3 separate regions of the Mus musculus genome follow, and regions 2 and 3 are each linked to region 1. Evidence: chromatin loops called from intact Hi-C (ENCODE). Cell type or tissue: left cerebral cortex. All regions are shown on one strand.

What was found. Peaks named below come from ENCODE experiments on the same cell type or tissue, not always from the same donor. Only the 100,000 strongest peaks of a DNase experiment are listed, where the experiment ranks them.
Region 2: a loop joins it to region 1, with 5 times the contacts of the local background. A loop is called at or near these places in 3 of 42 quality-filtered maps.
Region 3: it touches region 1 in a loop (10-fold over the local background); 2 of 42 quality-filtered maps call a loop at or near these places.

What each region holds. Positions count from the first base shown.
Region 1 is chr6:110,639,557-110,647,556 of GRCm38, forward strand. It overlaps Grm7 (glutamate receptor, metabotropic 7), which reads left to right and starts at 6,042. Exons shown (of 10, transcript NM_177328.3): 1 at 6,042-6,830. The coding sequence starts at 6,312. It overlaps Gm20387 (a long non-coding RNA gene), which reads right to left and starts at 5,839. Exons shown (of 4, transcript XR_001785349.2): 1 at 5,309-5,839; 2 at 2,239-2,373; 3 at 1-1,714. In left cerebral cortex, a CTCF peak has its summit at 1,398 (motif pointing left); DNase peaks (open chromatin) are centred at 4,614, 5,997, 6,387, 6,623 and 2 more places; H3K4me3 peaks cover 2,898 bases; H3K27ac peaks cover 2,690 bases.
Region 2 is chr6:112,186,689-112,194,688 of GRCm38, forward strand. No RefSeq gene overlaps it. Among named protein-coding and RNA genes, the nearest start is that of 1700054K19Rik, 20 kb to the right of the region's middle. In left cerebral cortex, a CTCF peak has its summit at 4,582 (motif pointing left); DNase peaks (open chromatin) are centred at 601, 4,579 and 7,557.
Region 3 is chr6:110,535,505-110,543,504 of GRCm38, forward strand. No RefSeq gene overlaps it. Among named protein-coding and RNA genes, the nearest start is that of Gm20387, 110 kb to the right of the region's middle. In left cerebral cortex, no CTCF peak of the experiment used is centred here; DNase peaks (open chromatin) are centred at 3,376, 3,567, 4,042 and 4,143; H3K27ac peaks cover 306 bases.

The DNA.
Region 1 (8,000 bases):
CACAGAGTGAGTTCCAGGACATCTAGGGCTATACAGAGAAATCCTGTCTCGAAAAACCAAAATAATAATAATAATAATAATAATAATAATAATAATAATAATAATAATCTTCTAAAACTTGTCTTGTGTACCACTTACTTGAGTTCCTAAAGCAAAATAGACCTTTATAAAGGAAGATAAGACGATCAAGGGAAGTGACTTTTGACCTGGCCTGCAGAGGCTTTTACTATGTATTTCTGTGCAATACCAGATATTTTAACAATAAGAAAAAAGAAATATGAGGAATAGATGATAGTTAAATGACATAAATATATCTACCAAAAAATGAATCTCAGAAAAATACAACACAAAATGTAATAGTGTCTTTTTCTCCAGGGAAAAGTGACCATATTTAATAATGTAAAGTAAGTGTGAATGTCCATTTTAATTCTGTCTCCATTCTATTCTATCTGAAGATAGAATTCACTAGGTGAATTTTTATTTATTTTCAATTTATGCATATGAGAATTCTGCCTGTGCATGTGTATGTGCATCATGTGCCTGGTTCTAAGAAAGTTCAGAAAAGATAAACATAATCCTTGAAGTAAAGTTGCAGATGGTTGTGAGCATAGGAGAAGTATGAAGGTCAATCCCCAGCACTGTATATAACCGTGATGAGTCCATGTTTGTTCCCCATGCTTAGGAGGTAAAAGGATAAGACTGTCATTTTTTTTTTTCTTTTATGGTTTTTCGAGACAAGGTTTCTCTGTATAGCCCTGGCTGTCCTGGAACTCACTTTGTAGACCAGGCTGGCCTCCAACTCAGAAATCCACCTGCCTCTGCCTTCCAAGTGTGGGATTAAAGGTAAATGCGTGTGCCACCACCACCCGGCAAGAAGGTCAATCTTATTTTTGGAAAAATGGATTCTTGAGATACTATGTCAGAAAAAAAATCCAAAACATGTGGCTGGATATATGTATGAAGAAAGGAATGATATTTAGATTGTTTTAGCTTAAGAAATGCTACTAAGCGGGGGAGAGATGCATCAGCAGCTAATACGACTTGCTGCTCTTGAAGACCTGAGTTCAGATTCTAGCAGTCAAATTCGGTACCTTACCAGTCACTTGTAAATCTTGTTCCAGAGCTGACAACTACTTCTAGGCCTTACCTAGATATATACTTAGCATATACACATATATGCTCACATATAGGAAAAAAAGGAAGCAGAAATTAATGGTAGCTTGGTAGATTACAAATTAGAATTAAATATATACAGAAAAGATATTGGGGTTTGGCTAATCAGCTAAGAGCTCTTGCTGATCCTGAGGAGGTGTGGGTCCCAGCACCCATGCTGAGATGCTCAAGATTGCTTGCAGTGGTAGCTACATGAGATAACTATGCCCTCTTCTGGCCTGCAGACACCCACACACATATGCAACAGACAGAAATTAAAAGTAGAAAGTGTTTTCCACACAGTATGATGGAAAGTGAAATCATAGGAAAAAAAAATCAGATGAAATTGAGGCAGGAGATATGGCTCAGTGGTTAAGAGCATTTTATGCTCTTGCCGAAAACTAGATGCTTTTGCTGTTGATTTTGCTGTTGGTTGGTTGGTTGGTTGGTTGGTTGGTTGGTTGGTTGGTTGGTCTCCCAGGACCAATGTGGTCGCTCACAGATATCCATGACTCCAGTTCCAGGACTGGAGAACATCCAATTCTTCTCTGGCCTCTTGGTACTGCATACAAACACAAACATACATTTGGGCAACACTCAAATACATAAAATAAAGGTTTAAAAATCTAAAAAAAAATGGAGCTAAATCTTTTAATAAAATTCAACAAAAATAGGGAGGAACTCTTATGTTCAGTAAGATATTTTTATGAGACCATGAGTAGAGATGGATGATGGTACAGAAGCAAGCCTGCAGACACTTTTATAATGTATTATCTCTGTGGATAAAGCTCGATTCTTTTTCAGTTACACCTGCCCTTATAATAATCATTATCCCAGTTCTACCTGAACAATTTTTACAGGGTGATTTTAATTTATAATTCCAATGAAAAATAAATGCCTACTATAAAGGGCTAGGTTCTCCACTGTGGCTTCATATATAAAAATAAATGTGATGCTGTGTGTTCGAAATGCATAGAGATTCTGTAAACTCAGTATCACATGTTCTTTCTCTAGTAATAAATTTTGCTTTCTATATAGTTCAGAGATGCCAATGTCTACCTAAAAACGGATCTCAGTGACTCTTACCTTGTTCAGGCAGCCCATGGCAGCAAGCTCAGCTATTGGTCAAAAAGTGAGGTCTTAAATCCAGAAGAATCAATCTATACTTTCATGTAGTTGATCAAGTGCTTAAGGTAAAGCTGTTTCAGACTTCCATTTTTTCTAAACAAAAGTATTTTAAAGAACATTAATTATCCATTATATTCCAGAAACTGTGCATAATGACTAAGAGATGAGAAATTTATGTGCTCTGTCCATTTGAGGTTCTGGTCACTGCCAGGTAAGGACAGCTCAGATTGAACCACTTCTGATTCATTTCAATATATGAGTGAAACTTAGACACAGACATCATTGGAAACATTGTCTTGGATGAAGAGAAAATTAACACTCTAGCTCTTACCCTTAAGGATCTTACAACTTGGCAGAGAAGTCAGACATATACACAAATAGCTTACTACAAGGGATATGATACTAGCTGCCAGATGTTTAGGGAGAATCCTCAAAGAGAAAGGGCTCTTAGCTAGGGTTACTATTATTGTGATGAAACACCAGGACTGAAAGCAAGTACAGGAAGAAAATGTTTATTTGGCTTATACTTCTAGATCATAGTTCATCACTGAAGAAAATCAAGACAGGAACTCAAACAGTGCAGAAATTTAGAGGCCAGAGCTGATGCAGAGGCCATGGAGAAATGATAATTACTTCCTTGCTTCTCAAGTCTTTCTCAACCTCCCTTCTTATAAAACTGAGGACCACACACCAAGAGATAGCACCACCTACAATGGGCTTGGCATTCCCACACTAATCACTAATTAAGAAAAAATTTTATAGCAATGCTTGCCTCCTCCCCAATCTTATAAAGCCAATTTTTCAATTGAGGCTGTCTCCTCTCCAGAGACTATAGCTTGTGTCAAGTTGACATAAAACTAGCCATCACAAGAAAACACCCACTGAATGGGGTGGCATTTGGGGTGGCACAGATGGCTTAAAGGTATTCATGGGACTATCATGGGATGGGAGAGGGCAATGGGAGAGAATGGATGAATACATGTGCAGGAGAAAACTAGTGATTACTTGTAACTCATCCCTGAGTACTATTTGGTAGCAACTTTCTAAAGCATAGCATGAAATTCAAAATAAAAGAAAGATTCCATTTTCACTAAAGAGAGCCCAAGCCACTGGTATTTAAAATCAGGCATCCTTGTCCTCGTGTGCTGTTGACTGTATTCCTTTCAGTTGTTCCATTTGCTTTTTCTTCTTTTGCAGCTTCGACAACTCTATATTGACAGAATCCCTATCCCAACTACTTCACTCAGCATTCTGATGTAGGGCATTACAATAGAAGAGTTACAAGACTGCTCTTGACTTCAAACAATAGAAAGAAAACACATATGCATATAAGTGGAAAACCCTAGAAATATTGCTTCAAGTATGCCTGGATAGGGGATGGGGGGAGTTCTGAAGTAATTTATTGAGATGACTTTCTATTTGTCCCCCACTCTATGTGTTTTTCTAGACTATGCATTCCCCTATCTCTGTGTCTCTTTCTTTTACTCCTTCCTTTCTCCCATCAGTATCATCTCTGACCCTATCCACTCTATCATACCCCTCTCCATCCCTGTCTTCATTGCTCTCTACCTCAGTTTGGGATTCAAACACAGAGCACATCCTCAATGTACAGACTGGCTGCACACTGCAGGAGCCACCATGATATGTAATTATGCTGGGTGTACATTGCTGTAGTAGGTATCAAGACAGTGGGTGACTGATATGCATAATGTATATAATTTGCATGTGAATCACAGTACAGTTTCATTGAAGATGACAGTAAAATATCTTGTACTTGGAAAATCAGAAAAGCATGATAGTTTTCCAAAAGAGGGACAGGAAGGGGTTAAGCAGAGGGCCTATTTTTTTCCCCCAACTTTACAGAGATGTGACCAGGTGCAGTGATAGCCCCACCTCCAGCTCCAGTCTCTGGCCTCTGTTTTGGCTTCTCCACCAAAGGCAAAGATGAGTTCTTCAGACTCTGGTTGACCTTTATTCTCTCTTTTGACCATGGCACTATGGCTAGAATGATCACATGAACTAATAAGCCACACCTACATTATAGGAAGAGGGCTCCGTTCTCAAACCATAAGCATTGAAATAGCGAGGAACATGTCCCAAATGAAAGTGATGGACTATTCATATGTGGAAGAAGAACAGATGCCCAGCAGAAGCACCTGGCCTAACACATAAAGTCCACAGTGCCAGTTAAGGTTGGCGATGGGTTCTGAAGATTTTTTGTCCTGGTTCCCTATGCATAAAGCAACAGAGAATATTGGCCTAAAAAGAACGCTGTAGCCAAAGGGACATGGCCTATTTTAACAAAGGATTTTAGTTAAAAGACAACTTGGAGGACATCCAACTCAATCTCATCACTTTCCAGATGGGGAAACTAAAATTCAGGCAGAGGCACTGAAATACCAAGGACACACAGGTAGTTGGTGGTAGAGGCAATATAACAGAACTATATATTATATCTAACAATAGATTCTTCATCAACACCAGAAAGCATATTCTTGTTTGTGGCTTTCTCTCCATCACCCTCAAATCTGTACAATATAGCTTTTACACACTACAGCAGAAAACATTACCAAGAGTTGAGTTAAGGTCCCAGAGAAATGTTAAATTTCCCTGTAAGAGAGCTAAGGACACTTGTTGCATGAATGGGCTAGTTTCAGGAGGGGTACTTTCCCTTCTACAGTGAAACTTGCCTGAGCATTCTTTGCTTTGTTCCCCAAATCCCATGGCAGCAAATGAAAACAAACAAGCAAACAATAACAACAACAAAACCACAAAAACCTACTATCTGCATCTTTAAAGAGACTTCTCCAGCTCCTTTTACTTCCTTTTACCTTCCCCCACTTTACCTGCTGTTTCTTAACTGTAAAGAAAAACTGTCACCAGCCCAGGAGTATCTTGGAAAATAGGTAGAAGGGAGCAGTGCACCTATCAACACTACAGAGGAAAGTGCTGGAGTTCTTAGTGTCTCCTCTTGCAGCAAAGGCAAGGAAAAGCACTGACTGAATCAGTGGTTAATTTCCCCACTGACCTGCTGAAGAATGTGGTTAGTTTGACCAGCCTTGGCCCTTAGGAAGATCGAGGGTGGAGTACCACTTTAGATTTCTTCTTGGCTTCAGCTTCCCTCCAGGATAGAGGGTACCTACTATAGGAGAAGCCTCTGGTTAAGGACTTTAGTCAAGAATCCGGTTCCAGAATGTCCAGTATTTTTCTGAGCTAGCTTTAGAGACTGGAATCTCCTCTCCTCCCGCCCCCTTTCACTGGCTGCTCCACTTCTGTACTCCCTAGCTTTCTGCCAGAGCTGACAGTCAAAGATCAGACTCAGGGGCTCCCCATAAGTCAGCACCAATATCGCGACTCATCCCAAGTGGATGTCTGCAGTTCCTAGAACATGGGCGTGGGTATTGGTGAACCTGAGGTTTCCATCACAGAGTTGGGGACAAGAGCTTACTTAGCCCTTACTAGTATCCAGAAATCCACAGATTCCCTGGGGACCACGAAACTCCCCTGAACAGGCAACCTCTCGGCTCCCGGGCCACCCACCCATTCCTCCACCCCCCCCCCCTTACCTCAGCACGCAGCCCCTCCCTGCGTGATGATGCAAACCGGTGGGGAGGGCGGGCGCTGGGAAGGGTGGGGAGAGATGGATAGCAAGCAAGGGAGGGAGAGAGGGAGTGGGAGGAGGAGGAGGAGGAGGAGAGGGAGCCCAACGACCATTTAAAGCGATAGCAATCCCTGCCCTCTCCCCAGTGCTTGGCTGTTGGAGAGCGCGAGCGGCAAGCCAGGGAGCGGGGAGCGCAAGCTGGTGCACGGGCCAGCGGAGCTACAGTGCCAGGTGCCAAAGACTGGCTGACGCCCTGGGACCCCCCACCCCTCTCCTGCTGCACCTCCTCTGTCTCCTCCACCCTCTGTGCCTACAGAAGTCCCCGGGGCTTCCCCCGAAAGGAGCTCACCTCGAGAAGCCGGGACCTGGGAGAGCCCACCAGCATCCCCTCCAGCGCCGCCGCCGCTACCGCAGCAGCATCCGGAGCGGCATGGTCCAGCTGGGGAAGCTGCTCCGCGTCCTGACTTTGATGAAGTTCCCCTGCTGCGTGCTGGAGGTGCTCCTGTGCGTGCTGGCGGCGGCGGCGCGCGGCCAGGAGATGTACGCCCCGCACTCGATCCGGATCGAGGGGGACGTCACCCTTGGGGGGCTGTTCCCAGTGCACGCCAAGGGTCCCAGCGGAGTGCCCTGCGGCGACATCAAGAGGGAGAATGGGATCCACAGGCTGGAAGCTATGCTTTATGCTCTCGACCAGATCAACAGCGATCCCAACCTGCTGCCCAACGTAACGTTAGGCGCGCGGATCCTGGACACTTGTTCCAGGGACACTTATGCGCTCGAACAGTCGCTCACTTTCGTCCAGGCGCTTATCCAGAAGGACACCTCCGACGTGCGTTGCACCAACGGAGAGCCCCCGGTTTTCGTCAAGCCAGAGAAAGTAGTTGGAGTGATTGGGGCTTCGGGGAGCTCCGTCTCCATCATGGTAGCCAACATCTTGAGGCTTTTCCAGGTAGGGGGGCGCTCCCTTTGGGGAGGAGCATTCTGTGGCTCCCTGCGCTCTAACCTTAAAAGCTGGTTTGGACTTCATGGGTTGCAGGGGTCAGGCCAGCACTCCAACATTTCTACCCTGGAGATCCTGTCGAATCCCTCCCACCCCACCCAAGGAGGTATCTTCCTTGCTTAGTTTACTCCTCTTTTATGTCTTTCCCTGTCCACGCTCCACTCCATACGGCATGACTCCCCGGATTTATGGTCCCATTTACAAGAAGCAATCTTCGGAAAAAACAAGGCGATGATTTAAATGGTTTGCATTAGAGTGAAATATGGTTCGGAAACAGGCTTGTAAAAGTGTCTGGGCTCCTAGGGGAGCAGGTTAGACACAAGGAATATGAAAAATTAGAAGATGCTTTGAAAATGGCATTTCTCAACTCCCCAGCTTCCCATGCCCAAGCCACTTAGGAAACCTCGACTCCATGGAAATATTCTCGAAGACCTCAAGAAACCCCTTCTTCAAAAGAGGGTTGGGGTTTACCCGCATGTGGATGATAATTGCCCGTCTCTTTGGGGTTGAATTTACGACCTGTAGCCCATCTGCATCAGAGGCATGGGGGTATCCGCCCCACTGGGGAGACCCCGCCTGCTGACGTGATCCCCCTGAGTTGGTTTCCTCCTGGCAATTTTGTGCACCGCCTAAATTGCATTTGCAGTCCGGCCGGTGGCAGGAGCTGGGCGATCAGCTAGCTTTCTGCTGCCACTTCAGACCTCAGCTGGGGATGAGCTCATGCTAACTGCGAAATAAAATCCCTTTCACTGACTGCTCCCTGCGCTCCTTGTCCCCCTCCCTCACTAGTGCAGCCCCACACCCAGAATTCCAGGCTCTAAGCTGGGAAACTCAGTCTGCTCTGCCCAAGAACAGTGGATGTGCTAAAGCGGGTTATGCAGGTCTTATGCCCTGGGTTCAAAAAGGCAGATCTAGGGCTCCAACCGCAGTGCTCTGCCTTTGGTCCCTGCAGCCTCTGTCTCCTAGACTGCACTGCACTGGGTAGAAATGGATAGCTTTGAGGGTTAGAAATTGAGTTCAGGGAACTCTGACAAGGTGTCCTTATGCTTCTCTGTTTCCTTGTTTGGTTTCCCTTCCTCATAGGCATTTCTCAACCCCTGTTTCCTTTTCTCACACTCA
Region 2 (8,000 bases), 1.5 Mb after region 1:
GCAAAAGCATGGCTCCTTGATATTGATCTTCAGTGTTCAGCTAAAGAGATTTCTAAGCAACATTTCAAAACCACAGCGCTGCTTTTTCTTATTGTTTATAGTAAAACATGAAAGGAATGAGATCAAATAATTTCTTTAAGCAAGCAGATGTTGTGATGATTTGGGAATTTCTCAGCCTATACAGACGGTTAAAGATAAAAAAAAGAAGAAGAAGAAGAAGAAGAAGAAGAAGAAGAAGAAGAAGAAGAAGAAGAAGAAGAAGAAGAAGAAGAAGAAGAAGAAGAAGAAGAAGAAGAAGAGGAGACTGTGGTGAACCCATGACCTACAGACAAGGTCAAAGAGATGATGGGAAACCTTTGGATAACACTGAAGAAATCTGGCACGGTAATAAGTTCCCTCAACTATCTCAAAGAAACCTTAGCTAAAACCTTAGCTGGCTTAGTCTGAAAGAAAGAGAAAGAAGGTCCAGAGAAAGGAATATAAGGCTCCCAGAATTCTACAGTGGGAAACAGGTTTACAAAACTAAACATACTGACTATTTGAAAAGCTGCAGTGTTGGTTCATCCTCATGGTCAACTTGGCTGGATTTAGAATCATTTGGAAGACACAGTTCTGGGTATGTCTGTGTGGGTGTCTCTAGAGAAACATAACTCATTCGTGTCTTAGGTCTTCTATTACGGCACTGAAAAAAACATGATCAAAAAGCAAGTTAGGAAGGAAAGGGTTTATTTGGCTTCTACTTCCATATCACTGTTTGTCATTAAAGAAACTGAAGACCGGAAGTCAAACACGGAAGGAATCTGGCTAGAGGCAGGAGCTGATACAGAGGGGTCCAAACACTGAGCCGACAGCAACCTGAGTTTGGAGGAAGGGTTGATTTATTTTCTTCATCCAAAGTCAGCCATGCCTACCAGCCAGGAGAGACATCCTCTCATTCCAAGCTAAATGTGCTGAGCAACAAAAGTCTAGACACAGTATGTCATCTCTACCAAGCGGAAAAATGAGACGCAAAGATGGATAATGTGGAGAAGTTAGACCCTTTCTAATGACACTGTTACTGCTGGAGCATTTATGATACAGCTTTCTGAGAATGATCTTCATCCTCAAGTTCCACTTCCCAGACAGGGAATAAATCAACAATTCAAACCCTGACCTCAGCCCTAGAAAGTGTCCCCAGCTTATCTTCCCAACTCACTCACAGGAGCTGGCTCCAAAGCCCTGCAGGCTGTTGCCAAAACTGAAATCTCTCTTCAAAGGACCTGCTGGTCCTAGCATCAGCTTCTTTAATGTTTACAAAATTATCTAAGCACCATTCTGAAAGAAGTTTAGAGAATAATCAAAGAGACAGTAAACCACCCCAAGGAGTTTAGTTCCCCAGGGTCTGTGAAGTGGAAGCATTTTTGAAGCAGAAAACTCTAGAAGAAATGACTTGGACATTCACAGGCTGACTTCAGTTAGAGTTCAACTCCCTCCCTCACTACCCTCTCTATGCCTCAGTTTCCCCCTCCACCATCCCACTCAGGGTGCTTTGGGGAGTGAAGAGGGGTCTTTAATTAATTCTCCACGAAGATAATAAATAGAAACTAGAGCCATCATAGGCAAATAATACTGTCTGGTCATTCTATTCCCCAAGTCCTTTCAAGGATGTTTGTGAGGTTTCTAGAATGAAATGAATTCAAAGAATTATTTCAAAGAATTTTAGGTGGTAGCTCCATATAAAATCATTTGTTGATAGCATCTTGCTCAACTGGGTCTTGCTAGCACACTGGCTTTCTTGATCTTGTTCAAACATAGCAGCCTGTACTTGCCCCAGGGCCTTTGCACATGCTGTTCCCCCACTTGAAATGCTTCTTCTTCAGGTATCTCCTGACTTCCTCTTGAACTAGCAATGATCCTGAATCTACCCCAGTCTACCACATGCTGACCTCTCTTGACTTCTCTTTCTTACTACCATCTGGCAACTATCCTCACTTATTTTTAATAGAATCTTCCAGATGAATGAAGACTCAGAACTATCTTCCATATTCCATGTGACCAGAACTTAGTCTGTTAGAGTCACTTAAATATTTGTTGAAAGAATAAAAGAAAGAAGAGGGGACAGGAAAGAGAAAGAATATAACCAAGGGAAATCTCATATATGGGCTATTGTTAAGTATAGCAGGAAAGAGGAGAAGGAAAACCCCCTCCTGCCCCTTGATTCCAAACTCTGCCCACTCTAAGGGAAAATCATGTCCCTGCAAGGGTAGCTCAGTCAGAACAGCAGGGTGGGTCTGCCCCCCGCCCCCCCAGCAGGTGACCTGCTACTCTGCCTTGACTGGACTCATTCCAAGCATCTCACTGGGAGAGGCAGACCATAAGCATGGTTATAATAGCTAGCACATCCTGGTAACAGCTCCGGTACCAGCAATATGGAGGTGGGTCTCTAGGGTACCAAGTTTAATGTAAGCAGATGAAAACTGTTTGCTCCTCCCTCATGTAAGATAAGAAGCAAGAAAGCAGCCAAGCTGGGATGTTGAGAAAGAGAGATCCAAGTTTGGTTCCCAGCACCACTGTAGGGAAATTCAGGGTCTCCTGATGCTACAACTCCAGGGGTTCTGGTACTTCTGAAAATAGTAGGCATCTATGCTCCATGTGCAAACAGACACCCACACACACAGGCAAACACACACACATATGTAGGCACACACATACATACACGTGTGCTCAAAAGTGCCCATGCGCATGCATACACACACACACACACGTGGATAGCTGCCATGTGCATTCCACTCTAATGTCCAGGGACAGGTTCACAGATAAGAGATAAGAAGTATGCTATTGTAAGTGTGTGTACCACACTATGGCAAGGAGCAACCTAGAGCACACATGTCTTGCTGTAGATCTAGATCCCAAGAAAAGGCTCCTGGGTCTGGTTGCTGATATTGAGACCACAGTGAGACTAGATCTGCAGTGAGGGACAGTAGAGGTCAGGTCCCCAACATGTCATGGAGAATTCTCTCAGTGCTTTAAGGATCTGAAGGTATTGAAGACAACTGAAAATTCTTCAGTGTTGCTGTATTTTTTCCATCAGAGGAGACATCTAATCCTTTTGTTTGTTGTTAGCATGTGTTAATTACACACAATAACAAATTTCATTATATATATGTATGTATGTGTGTGTGTGTGTGTGTGTGTGTGTGTGTGTGTGTGTGTATGCCTATTTTACTGAGTGAAGCATGTCTTTAATACCAATGCTTGAGTAGTAGAGGCAGGCAAATCTCTGTGAGTTTGAGGACAACTTGATCTACATATAGTTCCAGGTCAGGCATGGCTATATAGTAAGACCTTGTATCAAAAACAGAAAGGGGGAGGGAGGGAGGGAGGGAGAGAGGGGAGGGAGAGAATAGATTTTGATCAGATTCAACCTCTACTCTCTATTCTTCCTTTGAAGAAAAAGCAGAACTGTCCTTGGCTGGTCAACAGGGTGACAGTGTGGTTGTAACATTTTGGGGTCTAGGCATTAAGGAGACTGGCTGCTTCTGCACTGACTTTTAGAAGTCAACAGCTTCAAAAGTGGAACACTAAAGTTCACTTTAAGGACTTTGGGGTTAAGGAGCCCAAATACCAGACAAACTGAGTCTAAAAATGTGCAGAAGAGAAGCAAGCCAGCATCGGGGTTCCATCTTGAGTGTGCAGGGCCTCCCTCACTCTCCTTGCACATGGGCCCTCCAGCCCGCTATTCTCCTCAGGGCCATGGAGATCAAAGGAAAGCACTTGAGTTCAGACAGTGACAAAGTGGTCACTGTGGGCTTTTAAAACTCTTTAGTTTGGAAATGGCCCACATTGCAGCAATGTAGGGCTGGTGCAGAAGTACCTGACACCGGACACTTGACAACCTTGCTTCTAGGACAGGCCACTGGGACAGTGAGAAGATCCTTCTGCCATACCGTTTCTTGGTCAAATCCCTCCAGCTTGGAAAGGCTTTTGCTGGGGAAAGGTGCTTGAGTCACATTTTACCCCACTTTCCAGTCAAAAGGCTGTATGCATCCATTGTTCTGCTAGCTGGTAATGGAATCTACCGTTGTTCCCTTGAGGATAAGCACGCCTGCCTTCTCCATCAGAACAGTGTGTGGCCCAACTAAGAAATATGGGTGGATGGAGCACGGCACTTGATGACTATCATCCTTATCAGAAATCTCTCTACAGACAGAAACCAAAAGCCATAAGCAGAACTTTCCAGAATACTTGGTGAAACAAAAATCGATCTTCAAAAGAAAAGGGTTATAAATTCTAAGACTGCTGTAATGAAGAAAGAAAAAAAAAGCATTTATCTCTCATTTATTCGGTTCTTAGGGGTCTCACTTCTACGTAAGAGTGTAAAGAAGCGTTTTTGTTTCTTTTTTTTTATTTCATTTTCCGATTCTTCTGAGTAAGGGCCCAAACATTAAAATATCATTTACAACAGACATTACACCATAATACAGCAGTGCCCTCCTTACAAACTCAACACACTTTTGCCACTCAAGCCTCAATTGACTAGTGCACAAAGGTGCTGGGTAGGCCAGATTCCTGAAATCAGAGCTGTTACCACACTGCCCCCTCGTGGGTATTGCTGATTCTGCAGCTCGGGTTCCAAAATTCCATACATAATTGAGAGTCCACAATTCTGAAGCAGCTAATGTTCTCCTCCTCAGTGTCGTGGGTCTTGGAGATGAGGAAGGACCAGCACAGATATCCAGAAGTCCAACACCTGTTGTATGATACAATGTCCTGTGCCTTTTTTTTTCATTTAGGACTTGAAATCTGGAACTAGACATATGTGGGGGTAAGGGTAGGGGGTGAGAGCATCTTCAACAAATGATGCTGGTCAGACTGAATATTTGTATATAGAAAAACACAAATAGATCAGTATTTATTGCCTTGACAAAACTCAAGTCCAAGTCAAGCCTCTACATAAAATCAGACACACTAAACTTGATAGAGGAAACACATAGGAACAGGAGACAACTTTCTGAACAAAACATGAATAGCTCAGGCACTAAGATCAACAATTAATAAATGGGACCTCAAAGAAACCTATAATACAAATGACACAGTCAATTGAACAAAGAGGCAGCCTACAGAATGGGGAAAAAATTTTACCAACTCCACATCTGGCAGAGAGCTAATATCCAAATGACATAAAAAAAAATCAAGAAACTAGATACTTGAAAAAACACAAATAATTCAATATTAAAATTGTATACAGATCTAAACAGAAAATTATAAATTGAGTAATCTCACTAATGGCGGAGAAACACTTAAAGAAATGTCCGACATCCTTAGCCACCAAGAAAATGCAAATCAAAACGACCCTGAGAGTTCACCTTACACCTGTCTGAATGGCTGTGATCAGAAACACAAGTGACATCTCATGTTAATGAGGATGTGGAGCAAGGGGAACACTCCTCCATTGATGTGGGAGTACTCACTATGAAAATCAATATGGAGGTTCCTCAGAATATTGAGAATTGAACTACCTAGAGACTGCTCTATACCACTCCTGTGTATGTACCCAAAGGACACTCCATCCTACCACAGGAACACTGGCTCAACTATGCTCATAGCACCTTTATTCACATTAGCCAGAAACTGAAAACAACCTAGATGTTGCTCAACCTAAGAATCAACAAAGAAAATGGGGTACATGTATGCAATGGAGTATTCCTTAGCTGTTTTTCTTTTTTTAATGGTATTGTAAAATGTGTAGGCAAATGAATGAAATGAGAAAAAACTTCATGAGTGAGTATTGCGTCTCACTCGACCGGCAAGAAAGACGTAACAAACCAGAATCTTCTGCGGCAAAAGCTTTATTGCTTACTTCTTCAGGAGCAAGAGAGAGAATGGCAAAACCCCATCCCTTTTAAGGAGAATTATCTTCCGCCTAGGACGTGTCGCTCCCTGATTGGCTGCAGCCCATTGGCCGAGTTGTCGTCACGGGGAAAGCAGAGCACATGGAGTGAAGAACTACCCCTGGCACATGCGCAGATTATTTGTTTACCACTTAGAACACAGGATGTCAGCGCCATCTTGTAACAGTGAATGTGAGGGCGGCTCCCCACAAGTGAGGAAACCCAGACCCACAAAGACAAATATGGCATGCACTCACTTATAAGTAGACACTGGACATTAAGTAAATGATAACCAAGTTATAATCCATGAACTCAAGAGGTTAGGAAAAGAGGAGGGTTCTGCGGTTGGGAGGACACATGAACCTCCCTGGAAGGAAAATAGAATAGATTTTGCAGGTGGACTGGAGGGAAAGGGGAGTTGGGAGAAGGAGGCATCAGACTGGGGGAGGTGGGATGGAGTAAGGAGAAATAAAGCATGGGTAGAGACAGCTAAGACCGGGGGGAGGGGCATTTGGAAACCTAGTGCCTTGGAAACTCCCTGGAATCTATGAGGGTAACCCTAGTGAGGACTCCTAGTAACAGGAGAAGTAGAGTCTGAGCTAGCCATCTCTTGTAGCTAGGCAAGACTCCCAGTGGTTGGGACTGGGTTGCATTAGATTGAGTTATTGGCCAAGGGATCCTGTGGAGATTTCCAAACAACCCAAGCTGATGCTAAGACAGAGGGTTGCTCTCCACAAACTGACAGTGGGGCTCCATTGCACAGGACAACTTTCATCAGCTCATTAAATGTCAAGACGTCAAGCTGGTGCCTACATGGACCCTTCATACCTACATTCATGTCTCCTTGGTGCAGAAAGTACTCTGCAGCCTACTGAAAGAGAAAGATGGACACCCACACAGAAACAAAACCTTTGACCTACAATCCATTCTGCCTACCAGATGTGCTGTGGAAACGGTGGCACAGAACTTGTGGGAGTGGCCAAGCAACACCTGAGGCCCACTCCACAAGAGGGGACCCCATTCCTGACACTGCTTGGAGGTCCAGGAACCGGAGACCAGATAACCCAGAGACCTAGGGGGTGGGGGACAAAACATGACTGGTCTAAGAAAATAGACAGATTAAATGATTTCTAATGGTATTCTGCTATAGTCATAGATTGGCATCTTGTCCAGTCACCAGCAAGCTCATCATCTGCTACCTTGACCAAACATTATGCAAAGAGAGTCTAAATTGAAGGTTCCTATTGTGTCCCTCCTTCAGAGCTCGAGGAATCCCTTGGAAGAGAGGAAGAAAAGATGGCAGGAGTCAGAGAGGGTGGAGGACACCAGAACCCCACTGAGTCAATGAAGCAGGGTGTATACGGTCTCATGGAGGCTGAAGTGGCAAGCACAGGGCCCTGCATGAGTCTGCAACAGGTTCTACATGTGTGCTATGACTGTTAGTCTGGTGTTTAAGGAAAAGTCCTAAATGTGGGAGTGTCTTTACCTCTTTTTGTAGGCAGCCGGGCGCCTAAAAGATGGCGCCCGCCTCCGGTACACTGTCACCGTAAACACTGCGCAGGCCCTAGCCCGAATCTGGCGCCAACCCCTCCCGAGCGGTGCATACAAATTAAAGTGCCAGCACACTGACCAATCCCAGGAGGACACATAGCTCTCCCCAGTGCTGGGGTGTATATAAGCAGTCCTTGCTGGGTTTCCGGAGTTCCCGTAGCATCAAGGCGTTCCAGGAATAAAAAAGGCTGTTGAGAAGAATCCAACTATGTTGCGTTTTTTCCTTGCCTGACGAGGTGGGCGCAACATCTTTTGCCTGCTCTTGGGATTCTTTTCTTCTTGCTGGGTTGCCTTCTCCAGACTCAGTGTGAGGGTTTTTTGTTTCTGGGATTTGGGGGATATTTTTTTTTTTGCCCTATCTTATTGGGTTTTGTTTTGTTCTGTTTGGTTGCTGTATCTTGGAGGCCTGCTCTTTTCTGAATGGTAACAGAGGGAGAGTGGATCTTAGAGAGGGGAGATGGGAAGAAGCCGGGAGGTGTGGACGGAGGGGAGCCTGTGGTGTGGTTGTTTTGTATGAGAAAAGAATCTATTTTCAATTTTTAAAAAAGCTTTCTCATGCCTAAATTCTGCATCCCATCT
Region 3 (8,000 bases), 100 kb before region 1:
TTACTTAGACACTCAGTTCTTTCTCATGGATTTTACTGGATGTTATACAGTTAAAACCCTAAGCATGGTCCTTGGAAAAACACATAATTTAGATCTATGAAATTTAGGTGTATATAGCAATATCTTTCAGGCTTTCGTTATGGAGAAGAAAGAACACAATGGAGTACAGTAGGCTTCCTGAAAGACTAAAAGAATTACAAAGAAAACTCCATTGTAGGCCATATATTCATGAATGTAGTGTTTATACTTAAGAGAATAAGATAATGGAGATGGCTGTGATTTCTAGAACCTTCCATGCCTTATATCTCATCAGAAATGAAGCCATATGCATCCTTAAGAGGGTAGTAGTATATTTCCCATTGTCCAGATCAGAAAGTACATACACAATAACATTATGTGACTAACTCAGCCAATAACTGGAGTAACTAGGTCTTAGCCCAAATGCTTCTACCCCAGAGCTGATAGGCATAGCACAGATAAGCAAATGAGTCTTACCTGTTCCTTATGCATCTCTATTTGAGCCACACACAGGCTCAAATAAGTATATTCAAGTTACCACAGAAACCAGAGGGCTCAGAAATCCTTGGAACTGGAGGTATAGGCATTTGTTAGATATTCAACATAGGTGCTAAAAAATGAACTCAGATGTTTGCAAGAATGAACGGTATGTGTTCTTAGCCACTGAGTCATCTCTTTTGACCCTGTTCACTCCATCACACCTGTCTTAGGTACATTTTGAGTACATAGAGTTAGTAATTTTCTGGTAAAACTGTGTGATACATGATGTATCAAGAGTTGGTCTTATACATGGGGCCTGTTCTGTGCCATCTGCTGAAATCTATAAGAACAAACCAGTATATTCTATGTCTGTTCTGCATATCATGTGATTTGCCTTATCACATACTGGGGCAATTCGATATAACTCACTAGATGGATACTTAATCAATATAGATGGTTCTGTTAAGAACTATTTCTACTGTCTATGAATTATACAATAAGCTTAGTGTCACTGATTATGAGTGAGGACAGCTATAGCAAAAATCTAGATTCTTCATGTGAGAAAAAAATCCTATGTGTGTGTGCTGGACACCTCAATCCTAATCAGGCTGCAGCTAGATTTTTATGAACTGAACCACACAAATTTAAAATAAACTGTCTAAATTGCTCAAAGTGCAATGAACATATCAATATGACACTTGAAACAAGAAAAAAAATCTCTGAAATGAAAATTCCCAACTGGGTATGGTGGTACAAATCTGTAATACCAGAACTCAGGAGGATGAGGCTGTAAGACCATGAGTTCCAAGTTTAGCCTGGGCTACTTAAAACAATTCAAAACTAACCTTCCATTTAAAATCTAGAAACTAGTTTTCCCCTTTATCCAGAAGAGATTCGTCATTTGGCTAAATAAAATATCTCACACTATTGAGGAAGTAAAGCAGGCATTGGCTGACAGGGCTTTCGGGGGATAGAGGGATGAATACATAAAACACACAAGTTTTAAGACAGTACAAACATTCTGGAGGTACTATAAATAGCACACACACCATTTTTTATTTGTCCAAATGTAATTTTGCTCACGTGAAACTTTTCAAAAACAGTTTTTAAGACATTCAACTTTGATTTTGAAAATTGTATTTATATATTTACTTATTTTAAATTCCAGATTTTATTCCTCTCCTAGTACACCCTCCGACTATTGCACATCCACCAGACCTCTAAACTTCCTTGGACCTCCAGTATCTTGAGGTTTAGGTGTATTTTCTCTGACTAAACCCAGACTTAGCAGTCCTCTGCTGTATATGTGTTGGGGGGCTCATATCAGCTGGTGTATGCTGCCTGATTGGTGGTCCAGTGTTTGAGAGATCTTGGGGGGTCCAGGTTAATTGAGACTGCTGGTCATCCTACAGTGTCGCCCTCCTCCTCAGCTTCTTCCAGTTTTTCCTTAATTCAACTTCAGGGGTCAGCAGCTTCTGTCCATTGGTTGGGTGCAAATGTCTGCATCTGACTCTTTCAGCTGCTTGTTGGGTCTTTTGGAATGCAGTCGTGATAGGTGAGCGCTCCATAGCCTCAGTAATAGTGTCAGACCTTGCGGCCTCCCCTTGAGCTGGATCCCACTTTGGGCCACTGGAACTTCTTTTCCTCAGGCTCTTCTCCATTTCCAACCCTATAATTCTTTCAGACGGAACAATTATGGGTCTGAGTTTTGACAGTGGAATGGAAACCCCATCCCTCACTTGATGCCCTGTCTTTTTGCTGGAGGTGGGCTCTACAAGTTCCCTCTCCCCAATGTAGGGCATTTCGTCTAAGGTCTCTCCCTTTGAGTCCTGAGAGTCTCTCACTTCCCAGGCTTCTGGTACACTTTGGAGGGAACCACCAACCTCTTACCTCAGGAGGTTGCCTGTTTCCATTCTTTCTGCTGGCCCTCAGGGCTTTAGTTCTTTTCCCCACCCAATACCTACTTATGATTTGTCTAGGTTTACTTATGCCCACCCTGGCTGTATCTGTTTCCCTTGAGAGAGCCGACCTGTGCATCATTCAGTTATGACATGAGCCCATTTCTCTATTTAGATATTTTGTTTTGAATAATACCTGACATCATGCTCACCTATTGAGAAGTACAGTACCTGTCTTTAAAAGAAAAAGAGCCAGGCAGTGGTGGCACGTGCCTTTAATCCCAGCATTTGCGAGGCGGAGGTAGTCGGATTTCTGAGTTCAAAGCCAGTCTGGTCTACAGAGTGAGTTCCAGGACAGCCAGGGCTACAAAGAGAAACCCTGTCTTGAAAAACAAAAAAACAAATAAATTAATTAATTAAAATTAAAAGAAAGAAAAAGAAATTATTGTAAATGCACACACGTGAACAGTGTCCTGTACTAGTAGTCATTAATAGAAGTTACCGTTTCAGTTATTTTATAGGACTCTTAAGGCCATCTTAACTTGCAAATGATTATGTAAAAAGCCAAGGTTTTGTTGAGAAATTAACAGTAGAATGCAGTGTTTGTTAGGCATATGGTAAACAAGCATGCTCAAAACCATTCAAAGATGTTCATTGAGTAACAGATTCTGCTAGAAGCTTTCAACCAACTCTGCCTACCAAAAGCTATGCTCTGAAGGCTCTGTACTTTCCAAACTACTTCCATCCTTAAATATAACTAATTAAAAAGCAAGTAAATCTTTAACTGTCTTTACTTAGCTTTATCTTCAATGCTGTTGACACACACACACAAACCCACTTCAATATGCTCACACAAATCACATTCCATGTTTCTCATTACTGCAAACACTTCTTCAGAAACTGGATTAATCATCTTTCCTTGACACGTTTGCCAGAACTCAGAAATGGAAGGGAAGACATGCCTGAAGAGCAGCTTAGGCAAGATCTGAGTCCAAGAGTGTTCATTTCTGCTTCAAATCTTTCTGGAAACCTTTTCCATGGTTTCTGTGTTGCAAGAAATAGCTGGTAAATTTTTATCTCCACCCCCTCAAATAACACAGTTCATCTGCTTCCCTTTTTTATACAAATAGGAGAGAAGGAAGCTGTCCGTGATGATCTGTAGAGAGTAGGTGTGTGTGAGAGCTGCTATTTGAACGGTGGTGTAGGGGCTGATGTCACGATGGCTTCCCACACAACAATATGGGAAACCACATTAGCAGCAGGAATCCCAGTTGGCAGAATTGCCCATGTACCTGCTAAAAAGACAGTTATTTGAGTCAGACATCCTTAGGTCACCTTTGAGAAGTCAGTTATTATTTTTTTAAACCTTAAGTGATGCATAGTTCCTAAAATGGACTACAATATTCCAAAGTCTTTAAGAAGTACAGTGTGATAGAACAATAAAAGACTATTATACGTGTCATCACTATGGCTACATTATCACAGACATATGTCAGTCTTCCAGCAGAAATTGAAAACGTCAGGAAGTCAGAAAGGAAGGAGTCTGAAAAACAAGTAATAAATAAATTGCCACAAGTTGAGTAGAAGAAATACTTGGCAAGAAATGGTGACTTCAAGAAAGCTTAGAAGTCATTGCTGGTAGGGCTGTGCTGTCATTATAACTTCTCCTGAGAATTATGAAAGGGGGAATCATAAATTCAGGATGAGGAACTTCCTGAGACCCTTTCTCAAAAGAAACTCAAAAATTAAGTAAAATAAACAGGCCTGTGAATGTAGGTCAGTTGTAAAGTACTTACGTAGCATGTGTGAGAGTCTAAATTCAATCCTCAGCACCATACACATGCATGCATATGCTGAATACACGTGGTATGTATGCCCACCTATACATACCCATAGGAAATGCTACCCTGGATTCTGACCAGACCAAGATGACCTCTTGGCTTTTTGTGGTTGGAGTATTAAGATGAAAGTGTCTATCTGTGATAACTGATGACATATTATCAGAAGTGGCTAGACATCAGTGAGATCCTTCAATGACTTCCAGGAGTACTGCTCACTTACATGCTTTTTCCATAATATAAAAGAATATATATATACCAGTGACTTTAAAAGGTGCCCTGAGATTATCTTCCTAAGACCAGCATTCTGCTGCAAGGGGGAAAAGGGGGAATTTCTAAAATAAGTGTCATTTGACCTTTGCTATCAAGTACACGTCTACACACACTGTATATATAGACCTAGTAACATACTCTGTATAGGCATGCTACCTCCTATTGTTTGCTATATTACAACATAGAAATTGCTCTGTCAGATGTCTATCTCCTTCCTACCTTAGCATATGCTGATTGTTACTGTGGGAAAAGTTACCAGGCCATTCTGACCCAGTCAATTTATCTGGTATAAAGTTCTAATAAATCCATTTCTATATTATTTCCATGTGCTTGAATTCTGCTTGGCGGTTATTCTTTTTTAAGTTTTTCTTGGAGGTGAGCAGAGCTCATTCCTACACTAGGACTTATCCAGGTTTTAAACATAGTGATGTTCAAGTTTTGTCTTCATCAAACATCTGAGTTTAAAACAAACAAACAAATCCACTTCAAAAGATGCTCATTAAATAGAGAAGTTTGCCATTAAGTATGAGAGACTTTCTCCTTCCATACTTATATATGAGATACACTTTATATGACAGTTGTTGTCTGAATCCATTCAGATGTTGCTCCTGAGGAAATTCTGTTGATATCTTGGACTTCTATTACCCAGACTAAAAACGTTGCTCACCTAAGAGTGTGTTTCATTATCTTTAACTGAATTTCTGCAGGTTCTGTTATCAGTGTTGTTTGAAAATTGTTCCCTTCCACACTTGAAAAATAGTGTATGATTTTTTAACCATACCCTATAAATAGAATCACACTATCAATCTCTGTAAATCCATCAAGTAGCAGAAAGACCAGATCAGCCTAAATTGGTTTCATGGACTATAAATGAAAGGTTTTGCATAGACCTGAGTCCAAGCTAAGTTGTTCTCCAGAAGCCAGAAAAGATGAGAGATTCCATTTCTCTCTCTCTCTCTCTCTCTCTCTCTCTCTCTCTCTCTCTCTCTCTCTCTCTCTCTCTCTCTCTCTTCCTGTCATTCACTCAGTTTACATTGCATTGTTCTTTGTATAGACAGCTTTTCCCCACATTGCACCTCCAAAGTAGTATTTAATATGACTTTCAATCCAAAACAACACAAAAATTATAATTCTTCCTCAGTTTCATGTGTTTTGCAAATTGTATCTTATATCTCGGGTATACTAAGTTTCTGGGATAATATCCACTTATCAGTGAGTACATATCATTTGAGTTCTTTTGTGATTGTGTTACCTCACTCAGGATGATGCCCCCAATGTCCAACCATTTGCCTAGGAATTTCATAGATTCATTCTTCTTAATAGTTGAGTAGTACTCCATTGTGTAAATGTATCACATTTTTTTGTATCCATTCCTCTGTTGAGGGGCATCTGGGAACTGAAGAAGAATGAAGACCAAAGTGTGGACACGTTGACCCTTCTTAGAACTGGAAACAATCACCCATGGAAAGTGTAACAGAGACAAAGTTTGGAGCTGAGACAAAAGGATGGACCATATAGAGACTGCCATATCCAGGGATCCATCCCATAATTAGCCTCCAAACGATGACACCATTGCATACACTAGCAAGCGTTTGCTGAAAGGACCCTGATATAGCTGTCTCTTGTGAGACTAGGCCAGGACCTAGCAAACACATACGTGGATGCTCACAGTCAGCTATTGGATGGATCACAGGGCCCCCAATGGAGGAGCTAGAGAAAATATCCAAGGAGCTAAAGAGATCTGCAACCCTGCAGGTGCAACAACATTATGAACTAACCAGTACCCCGGAGCTCTTGACTCTAGCTGTATATGTATCAAAAGATAGCCTAGTTGGCCATCACTGGAAAGAGAGGCCCATTGGACACACAAAGTTTATATGCCCCAGTACAGGGGAATGCCAGGGCCAAAAAGTGGGAATGGGTGGGTAGGGGAGTAGGGGGGGAGGGCATATGGGGGACTTTTTGGCTAGCATTGGAAATGTAATTGAGGAAAATACGTAATAAAAAAGTTAAGATTTAAAAAAATTATAATTCATTTGATCATTTTGTAAATTAATAGAAATTATATTTAGTGTACATTTTAGTTAAGACCAGAAACTGAACAGAATATATAGGGTCCCCATCATTCCCTTCTAGTTATTCAGGCTGATTGTGGTACATTTGTAATGTAGATAAATGAGAATTGATGTTCATTTATTAAATAGGGGCCTGTAACTTAAACTGGTGGCCACCCTTTTTTTTTTTGTGTAGTGCATAAGATTGGAGTAATACATGGAGTCTTGGAGCTATCATTTTAATGATTGGTTTGACCACCCTAAAACTTCTATATTCTATGGATTGACCTTTCTTTCTTTACCCTGATCTTTTTGCAGCTAGAGACATTTTTGTGGGTATAGCTGTAGACACTCTAAAGAGGTTTTTATCTTTCCAAAATTTTCCCATTTGGAATCAAACTATAAGTGACATTTCCAGACTTCCTTCTTTAACATAGCAGAAAGTACTAATTGGTCCTATCCATGTCCTATAGATCAACTCTTTTGATGAAATATGCTCTCCTGCTGATGGATGAGTTTGGCTTTTTATTCACTTGTTGACAATGAGTTTGCCTCCTATAGGTTCACAAGTTGGAGCACATGGTCCTGCATTAGTAGCATATTTTGCTAGGGCAGCTGTGTTACTAATGGGTGAACTTTGAAGCTCAAAATTCTCCCACCATCTTCAATGAATGTGTTGCCTTTTTATTGGGATATCTATATGTCCCAAATAAATGCTGTCTTGTTTAACTATATGTTGTCTTCTTTGTGCTATTTTATTAAAGCAGTAGAAAATTTACAAAAACAAAAGCTATCTTAAATACTTCTGAGTTTGGTTAATTATGACTAAAGTAATTATAACTCTGTTGGTAAACAACAGTGATTTTATTGTAAGTGCATGTAAGCTGTATGAGGGTCATCAAGACTGCCTTCAAAAGTACTGCAACACCATTCATTCCCAACCGAGTGAATGAGCTCCTCCCACTCTGTATGTGTAGTGTATACTACTATCTACAGTAACATTACTGTTATTAAAATGTTGACTGTCTCAGGGATGATCAGTGCCATGGTAATATTTGCATGTTGCTTAAGCTAACAATGTTTTAATGAAGTCACACAATCCTTAACAGTGGTCCATCTTTGAACAGACACCGAAGTCAAAGGGGACCCATTGGTTAGATCCACATCCCATGCTCTTCTCTCAAGTGGTGACTATAAGAATAGCAAGTTATTTGGAGATACCAAACTCACCAGACAAAAGTTATATGTAATTCAACAGGAAAGAGTACCAAATGATATACTGATATACATATCAGGTACCCACAAAAATGGAATCAACCTTCCTGATCAAATATAATTATTTTAAAGGCAGCATTCATATTAAAATCATTTTATTATAGATACAAATTTTATGTTACAAGAGCCAAGAAAAGAGCCTCTGTACATGTGCAGTGGAGGCT